Linked DNA regions of Homo sapiens: region 1 is linked to region 2. The links are chromatin contacts, found by Hi-C or POLR2A ChIA-PET in ENCODE. All regions are on one chromosome and are shown on one strand. Each heading gives the region's core, a stretch centred on a gene start or an enhancer-like site at or near the end of the contact. The rest is flanking DNA. Distances are from core to core; before and after follow the strand shown.

What was found. A loop is a pair of places that touch in the nucleus more often than their neighbours do. ChIA-PET counts read pairs that join two places held with the same protein, here RNA polymerase II (POLR2A). Pooled maps may share reads with other maps.
Region 1: a loop to region 2 is called in a map of chondrocyte, with 3 times the contacts of the local background. The contact joins two enhancer-like sites. A Hi-C loop is called at or near these places in 7 of 168 maps with a recorded cell type or tissue (PC-3, chondrocyte, endothelial cell of umbilical vein and 3 more) and 10 of 50 pooled maps. POLR2A ChIA-PET finds 5 or more read pairs at or near these places in 3 of 52 experiments (A673, AG04449 and HEK293T).

Annotation. Positions count from the first base shown.
Region 1 is chr6:1,830,076-1,834,738 of GRCh38, reverse strand. The region is part of intron 7 of GMDS (GDP-mannose 4,6-dehydratase); the gene reads left to right. Among named protein-coding and RNA genes, the nearest start is that of FOXC1, 220 kb to the right of the region's middle. Within about 2 kb of position 1,683, at least 7 of the 41 ENCODE cell types and tissues checked have a DNase peak (open chromatin) inside an H3K27ac peak, as active enhancers do; they include endothelial cell of umbilical vein and heart left ventricle, where a contact is called at or near this core.
Region 2 is chr6:1,622,181-1,626,704 of GRCh38, reverse strand. It overlaps GMDS (GDP-mannose 4,6-dehydratase), which reads left to right. Exons shown (of 11, transcript NM_001500.4): 10 at 2,165-2,233; 11 at 2,474-2,899. The coding sequence ends at 2,536. Among named protein-coding and RNA genes, the nearest start is that of FOXC1, 15 kb to the right of the region's middle. RefSeq lists an enhancer at 2,108-2,217. Within about 2 kb of position 1,789, at least 7 of the 41 ENCODE cell types and tissues checked have a DNase peak (open chromatin) inside an H3K27ac peak, as active enhancers do; they include endothelial cell of umbilical vein and heart left ventricle, where a contact is called at or near this core.

The DNA of each region.
Region 1 (4,663 bases), core at 434-2,933, 210 kb before region 2:
TGATCTTTAAAAATGAGTTATTCTGGAATTATTGTATAGTTTAATAAGTTATAGTTTATATAAGTTTAATAAGTTTAATAGGAAATTGTTTAATAAGAAATTGCCCTTCAATTCTCTTTAAGAACAGAGTAATCTTGCATTTAACTTAGAAGTATGTTAAAAGCTTAACATACTTCTGATGCTTAAACCAAATCTTACAAAAGCACTGTAAATAAAGGATTTTGTTGTGTTTTGTTATTTAATGAAAGGGAGTTGCCGACTCTCCCCATAGATGTCAAGCGCTAAGAAAAGATGGATCCCAACTGGAGCCAACAGACAGATGATGTATCATGGTGCCTCTGACATTTGGTAACCTCCAGGCCCTCAGAGCAATTGCTCAGGGAAATGCAACATTGTAGGTCTGGATCTGTTCTACCAGATGGAAATTAGTGCCTTAAAATAGCCCAGCATTTTTCCCCCACCACTGAGAACATTTTAAATGGAATCTCTTTTAGATTTAAATATTTTTAAATCTTCAATGGACATTTAATGAATCCTTATAGAATAGCTTTTATTTTCTTGATAATTGATGAAATTAATATCATCTGTTTTAATTTCAAAGCATGCCAAGCATTTTAACCTGCAAATCCGTAACCTACCAGGATTGAACTTTAACTACTAGATTTTAAGGTGCTAATTCTTAATAATTTCTATTTAATTTTTTTGTAAATTTTAACCAGAACCTAAGCTCTGACTTTGTGATTCAGTTATGTTTGTATATACATGTCTTCATTTTTGAGTGAGTAAGAATATTAGAGTTGTTCTATGGATTTGATGCGATATATGCATTGTGATTTTAAGGAGAGCATGTTTCTCATTTAGATATTGACTAGAAATAGAGAAAACCTAACCAACAACTTCTTAATTTACTTTGTTTGTTTAATGAGCAGTTTGGGTTTGGTATTAATTTCTGCCTTCATAAATTTCCCTTCTCTTGAATAATGAGGATCTTTCAACCCACTGCCCTTCCATGTGAAAATGGTTTTTTAAACAACCTTGGTTATAGTTTTAAACTTCGCTGGAAGAATTAGGTCATCCAAAATATGTGTGGGGTGTGAAGTTTTGTTTTCTGCACAAAGACTTGTCATGAGTCTAAACATTTCTCTCTCAAGTAATTTACAATTTAATTACCTTGTGTTATGTTCCCTCAGGAAGGGGAGGAGAAGGGAAAGGAAGAAAAGGCAAAAAAAAAAAGTTTTAAAAATGTGTGCTGCATTCAGGATTTAGATTTCACCTTATAAAGTTTTTATTACAGCGTCCTCCTCCCCTCATTGTGCCATGAAATAGTGAATCACTCTGCTTGGTCTCTGAGGACAGATGCTGTTCTCATGTTTTATCCTGACACCTCCGAGATGAGCTTTCCATATGAAGGAAGGGAGGACATTTGATGTGTCCAGTGTTGTTCTGGGGCCTCCCCTTCTCTGGAAGTCACTGACACGTGTAGTTTTGGCATTGAAGCCCAGCGGGAGACGACATTTGGCCAATTCCCCTGCTGATTAATGTGCCTGAGGGTCCATGCCACCCTTTGCCCCCTTCCAGTGCATTAGTTTAAAAAAAAAAAAAAAAAAAAAAAGGCTTTCATACGCTCCACTGCCGGGTGAGCTGGGCACAGGTCCAGCGGCGCCAGCAATTTTCCGTCCTTTGTGTGAGTGATCAGAGGCCAACCCCACAAAACTGACAGTGGTTGCACTCAGTGCTACTAATGATCTTCAGTAGCCGAAGACTTCCTTCCTCGTGTGGCCTGAATGTTTTTACTGGGTAAATATGTGATCTGGAAAGTGGCCACAGAGACGCAGCCTGATAAAGTTCATCGTGTGCTTCACATGTTCATGCTGACTTTTCCGCTGAAGCTCATCAGGTCTGTGGCAGGCAAAGACAGAACTTACGAGACAGAAAATGAAAAGTTCGCTTTTGCCTTATAGGCAGTTTGCAGATATGCTTTCTGAAATGTGTCGGCCTCACTTTGTTCATTCTTTTCTCACTGAAAAGAGCTTTGCAGTCAAGCTAACAATGCATGTGGTGGACTATTTTTAAGACCAAGGAGTCTTTGGCTCTGGCTTACCTTTACCTGTCCTTTTCCACTTCTCCACTTCTTCATCCTGAACATCCAGTGAGTCCGGAACAGCCAAGTTACTGCTTGTGTAATGGGCACAAAAGTAGGTGATCATGCTGTGACTGGCTGTCAGTGCATTTACATGCTCTCCAACACACATAAAAAAAATAAAAGCCATCACTCCAGTCACAGAGTCAAATGCTACAAATAAAAATTAATCTCTAAGGAGTTTTGGATTGTTTTTTTTGTAGGGGTATAGAGAGTCTCACTCCGTCCCCCAGGCTAGAGTGCAGTGGCTCAATCATAACTCACTGCAACCTCAAACTCCTGGTGGGTTCGAGGAGCTTCCAGACTCAGCCTCCCTAGTAGCTGGGACTACAGGCACATGACACCACACCTGGCTAATTTTCTTATTTTTTGTAGAGATGGGGTCTTGTTATATTGCCCAGGCTGGTCTCAAACTCCTGAACAACTTCGAGACCAGCCTGGGCAATATAGCAAGTTGCTCAAGTGATCCTCCCACCTTGGCCTCCCAGAGTGCTAGGATTATAGACATGAGCCACTGTTCTAAAGAGATTTTAATTCTGTACCCTACCTTCACTTAGTGCTAATCAAACCACGTAAGATGGTAGTTTTTATATATTTATTAAATTTCTGAAGACGTTATCAACCACCTTATGGTTTTTTGTTCTAAAAACAAACCAACTGTGACCAGACAGAAATTTCCTTGGAATTATGTATTTACAAAAATTCTTATGGGGAGGGTAAAAGTGGCTGAAACTCCTCTTTGGCCTTTGTGCATTGGCTGTGTAGAGACCTGGTGAGAGATGGTGACTGTGGGCTGGAACTAGGCTACCAGGGATTGAACATCTAATTTTTCAATATGCTAGCTTGCTCTGGCAAATACCTCTAGAAGCAGGCTTCAGCTCCTTCAGATAAATAATCCCTACAGGTGCTTAAAGAATTTTCAAGATTTTATAAAAAACCTAAAAAGGTTAGGAATATGTGTGTTCGGATGAATCCTCAGAAAGCTGGAATAAAAAACTTTCTTCTATCGCCTGAGTGACATGGCATCCTACAGTGTTTATTTTTATTTTACTAAGTCATGTTTCCCTAACTGCCTCTGGGATTGTAATTCTCATTGATGAGTGCTCTTCTTTAGTCCCTTTGCTAAAAACTTTATAACCTTACCTAAAATACTTAAAATTGGCATCTGTTTAGTGTTTTGCAGTTCATAGAGATTTTCCCTTCACGCTTCCCTTAAGGAATGATTATCTGGACTCCTCGTTTTACTAAAGAAACTGAGAAATGGCACATTGGTAAGTGGCAGATCCAGAGTACAGGCATTCTTGCTTATATCACTTGTCACACATGGCAGATGGGACACAGCCACTGAATTCTCCTTTAGTTTCAGGATGGGAGGGCTTTGACCTAACGTCCAGGAGGCCAGTGTAACCAGCGGAATGATTTAGAGGGAAGAAAGCCATTGACTTACTTTAATCCTATAATGGCAGTAATGCCTTTGTAGCCAATCAGGAAACAATTTACAAATGGCCTTACCAGAATAACTCTGCTGGATCATTCTGATTTGGGAATATTGAACCTGTATCTGCATTGGCCAAATATAGCAAACAAGATAATCATGTTTATGTGCATTACTTTTGAAGAACCATTTAAAAATTATAATGCTTTGGGCAAATAGTTTCCTAGACATGAATGGAAGGACTACATTTTCTGAAGTGTTTGGGTACATTTTCACATATCGGTCTACAAAACAGGCATATTCTCGAAGAGGTTCTAAGAGTTATATATATTTCTTATCCCTGAAATGCCTTATAGTATAGTGTGTATACTATAGTGTATAGTGTGGAGGATTCAATTTTATATAAATTTCAGATAATTTAATATCTTGTTGATAATAACTATCACATAGATTTCTGAACAGGTGCCAGATATAGTTTATCATTCGCTTACATTCTAGGCAAAAGCAACTACATCATTTATTGCTGTAGTTATTGTTGGCTTAAAAAAACTAGAGAAGTGTTGTACCTTTGTTAGAGTGGAAAACCACTCACTGCTTAGGGCTTGCTTCTGTCTCATCTTCTTGTCTTTATTTCTTAACATACATTGAACCCCTGTACTATATCCTCTGTGGTTGGTTATATGTAATACAAAGCTGAATACACATACTCCCTCTCCTTAAGATGTTTAGAGTCTAGAACAGTGGTTCTCAATCCAGGGCAATGTGTGGAGACATTTTGGTTGTCGCTACTGGGGGAATGGTCTTGATACCTAGTGGGTAGAAGTTGCTAAGCATCTTAAAATGCATAAGACAGACTCCACAACAAAGAATTATTTGTCACAAAATGTCAGTAGTGCCTAGGTTGGGAAATCCTGATCTAGAGTAGTTTTAGTGAATAGAATTTTATCTGCTTATGGGAATGTTCTATATCTGCAATGTCCCACATGATAGCCAACAGCCACATGTAGATTTTGAGCACTTGAAATTTGGCTAGTATAACTGAGGAACTAAATTATTAATTTAATTTAATTTTGATTAATTTAAATTTA
Region 2 (4,524 bases), core at 540-3,039:
AGTTCACAGCCATGAAATGCATCCTATGTCGTGCTGGTTGATTTACAGCCAGTGTGATGTGATTAAACAATAACCATGTTTCTCCACACCGTCTAGCCGCTATAGGATTGAGAGAGGGGAGGGATGGGCTGCATGACTCCACATTGCACAGCTTCCTCTGGGGAAAAAGAATGAGTATCTTTGTGTGACGCTTATAGCAAAATAGAAGCCTGTAGAAATATATACAAGTTTATTTAGGGAGGGGAAAGAAAAATAAATTACTTCGTTTTTCTGCTTATATTGCTATTTCCTTGTAGCGCTATGTTAAATTGCTAATTACTACTTTTTGTATTCTACTTTTCCTGAAGAATCTGTATATGGACTTTTAGGGCCAGCAGAAATAACTTGTTTTAGTACTATTAACACTCTGGGGAGGAAACTGGTACTTCAGTGTATTGCGAAATGCAAAGCGTTTGAAAAAGTAGTGATGGATGATGAGAACGACAGCGAGAGTCGCTGCGTGTACTGCTGCAGCCCCATTGCAAGCCCACGGTGCAGACATTCAGCAGGATCCAGACAGCCTCTGCTCTAGAAGGCTCAGCAGAGAAGGTGAGCTCCAAACCCAGGGCAAAGCAGGTCCCACCCCTGCCCTCTCGACCATCATGAATCTAGAACAAATTCCCCACCTGCCAAGTTTCAGGGAAGTCTGAAGAAAATAAGCAGGAAAGGCTTTCAGTGGCAGCTTGACTGGCTGTTACTTTCACACGATGAAACTCCTTTTAGGCTGTTCTTTAATTTGTATGTAGCTGAAATAGAATGATCGAGTATTTCTCACCTTTAAAGATCGGCTATTTTCGTACGGCCTTTGCGTTCGGTTTATTTCGAGGAATCACATCTGATGTGTTATTTGACGAGTACATTTGTGTATGCAAAAGCTAAATATTTATCTCACTTCTAGCAATTATGTATCTCAAAGTCTTTTTTCTTTCTTCCCTCCTTTCTTTCCTCCCTTTCTCCTTTCCTCCTTTCTTCCTTCTTTCCTATTTTGTAATTCATCTTGAAATTCTCATCTCAACCTTCATGTCAGTCAGTCTTCACAGAGCTGTAAGAAAGACATTGGTGAGTAGGGGCTGAGAGCAGGATTAAGTTCTTCTCCGCTGGTTTTCTTTTAGCCAGCCTTCCTTCCAGGGAAGCCTCTTAAGTCGATGGAGATGAAATGCCCTTGTTTCCTCGAGTGGAGCAGTTGGGGAAAGCGGGAGGAGGAAGGCACTGCCAGAGGGGACGGTGGCGGGCAGTGCGGGGTCCTGCAGAGCTGCTGGCTGCAGCTCCGCTCGTGGAAGTACAAGTGGGTCGAGATCGGCATTTTCTTAGGAACAGAATCGAACCGAGTAGAATAGGGGTAGAATAGAATAGACCGTCTACAGCGTTCCTGGACGCTAAGCCTAAGAATTGCTTCGTGAAACTCCAGTTTCGTTTTATGAACGCGTGTGTGCGGGAGGCGACGTGAACTGACTTGACTGTGGGTACGAAAAGCCCAAAGCCACCGCCCAGGAAGAACCGCGCTTGGCTGCGGCCCGGGAAGAAACATCCACGGCCGCGTTAGAAAGAGGGTCGCACGCTGCCGCCGAGGTAGAGGGGTCCCCGAGTCCTGGGGCCTCGCGCCCCACAGCCCGAGTCCCTTCCCCGCGGGGCTGGTGGCTTTGGGTAGGACGCGCGCTTGGCGCGGCCAGCCCTGCGGCAGGAGCTGAGCGGCGCAGGGACACGGGCAGCTGGGAGGGGCGCCTGGTGATTTACTCACTTCCCTCCTAGCCAGAGAAGTGCAGCAATTCCAAACAGTTCTCATAGGAGCGTCCCTGACAACTTCATGTTATAAAAAAAAAAAAAAAAAAAAAAAAAAAGCATTAAGAGCCCAAGGGACGCCTTGGGGAGAAGAGGTGTGGAGGTAGCTGGGGGTGGATCGCGGTCACGGTCCTCACGGGTCCGCACAGCACATTCTTAACCGCGACCTAGTGATTTACGGCGCCGAGAGCCGCAACTGAACGCGCACAGCAGGGACCGAAAGCAGGGAAACCCGGAGCCTTGTGCGCCCAGAGGGAGCGGAACGGTGGGAGTTCCCGGGGCTCGGGACCTGCTGCCCCCACCCCCACGACCCACGCCTGCTTCGTCTCCCCCTCTTCTTCCCTAGGACTTTCTGCAGGGCGACTGCACCAAAGCGAAACAGAAGCTGAACTGGAAGCCCCGGGTCGCTTTCGATGTGAGTATCTCTTAGGGCGCACGCCGCCCGCTGCGGGGCCCCGGGCTGCAGGGCGGCAGCTCTCAGGGTCGGGCGCCTGAGGCGCCTGCGATGCCCAAAGCCCGGAAGGCGGGGTGCGGGAGAAGTGAGGGGAGCTGGAACGAGGGACGCGGAGGCCTCTCTGGGGCCGACACCCGGGGTGGGGTGTCACCAGGAGAGAGTGGCAGAAGCTCCTCCCTCACGCCCACCCCTGTGTTGCAGGAGCTGGTGAGGGAGATGGTGCACGCCGACGTGGAGCTCATGAGGACAAACCCCAATGCCTGAGCAGCGCCTCGGAGCCCGGCCCGCCCTCCGGCTACAATCCCCGCAGAGTCTCCGGTGCAGACGCGCTGCGGGGATGGGGAGCGGCGTGCCAATCTGCGGGTCCCCTGCGGCCCCTGCTGCCGCTGCGCTGTCCCGGCCGCAAGAGCGGGGCCGCCCCGCCGAGGTTTGTAGCAGCCGGGATGTGACCCTCCAGGGTTTGGGTCGCTTTGCGTTTGTCGAAGCCTCCTCTGAATGGCTTTGTGAAATCAAGATGTTTTAATCACATTCACTTTACTTGAAATTATGTTGTTACACAACAAATTGTGGGGCCTTCAAATTGTTTTTCTCTTTTCATATTAAAAATGGTCTTTCTGTGAACTAGCATTCACAGGGTCAGTGTGGATGTTTTCTCCCAAGTTATGAACACGGCTATAGGGGTCCCCAAACAACCCCACAATCCAGGCCTTGGAATGAGATCGCTGTGGTCAGGCCTTGCCCTGTTTTGAGAAAGCCCTTGGTGGGAGGACTCCTGCAAGGCTAAGGGGGGCGGGGGTGCTCCGGCGAGCCTCCTCCTTAGTCTTTGCCTGGGACATTTCTTTCCCCCTCCTGGTGACAAGTCACTCTGGAAACCTAGTTCCTGCAGAAGGGAGGAATTCACACCCTGGCTGGTCTCTGCTGACTATAATTAGAACCCAAGGGCTCTCACCCATCTGAAAAAGAAGTCTTGAGAAATAGAGGGGGGTCAGAAGAAGAAACTTGAAGGTAAGCAAATACTGTTGGAACATTCCATGGCAAAGCCACCAAGTTACCTAGAGGTCTCTGAGCCTGTGCCTTTCCTTGTGGTCTAGAATCTTTTACACAGTGCTTATTTGCAGCCTCTTCTTATGACTACTAGGTCACTTTTTAAATCTCAGTTTAATGTATTCATTCAGCCATTTATGTTAAGTGCCTAATACATGCCAGACATTGTGCTATGCACTTGAACGACATCAGCGTTAATTTGAAGCTATAATAAAAAGGTTTAAGGCTCAGCCTCAGATCTCTGGATCTGGTTTGTTTGCATGCATCATTTAGGTGGCCTGGGTAAGACCACAGGTGTGTGCTCCTGAGCTGTGTATGGTGTACAGCTACAGGTAGGCTGACGCACACATGTGCAGGACACCCACAGGCAGCAAGCAAGGATTCATGTACAGGTGTATACCTCCACATGAAATACAGTATTTTGCCCTAGAACAAATTAGGTCAGGACACTTCTCCCCCTCACTCCCCTTCCAAGCAAAATAAAATAAAACTTTATAGCAAATGGAATTCCAGCCTTTGCACATGTGTGTGTGAGTGCGGGTAAACTATTTCTGAACGTCTTCACAGGCAGGTTTATGATCTGGGGGAGGACCGAGTCTCCAACGACTGGCGCAGGAGAGAGGGCTCTTTGTGTGGCTGCCCAGTTGCTGTGAAAGCTTGCTGGCCGGGCGGCCTCGCCCTCGATGGAGCAGAACTGGGGGGCCTGAGCTAGCCCACCCGCTCCTCAGAAGCTGTCCCAGGACTCGCCTTCTCTGCACTCCCAGGCGGGATGCTGCTAATTGGAAACACATGGTTGCTGGGAGGCCGGGCCTCAGCCTGGGCGGGATAGTGGGCACACACACAGATACATACTCACACATTGGCTCGAACACAAACATCCATGCACATCCATTCACAAGTGCACATACACTCCACAAACATGCCATCTCACAGTCACACATTCTCACAAACACTTGCAAACCCAACTCCCAAACCCACTGTCACACACATCCTCCAACAAATCTCACAAAGAGTCACATTCCTCTTAGCCTTGACCCTGATGGGCAGGCACCCCCTCTCCTCTGACCACCGGAACCTCCCTTCCCACACCCAGGAGAGACTATTCCAGGGGCCCTCAGGCTTGCCATGGCCCTGTTTAATTCAGTGTTGCTTGTTTGGACACCTAGAATCAGGAGAGATTCTAGGCAGGGGTTTATGCAGCTCCAGTT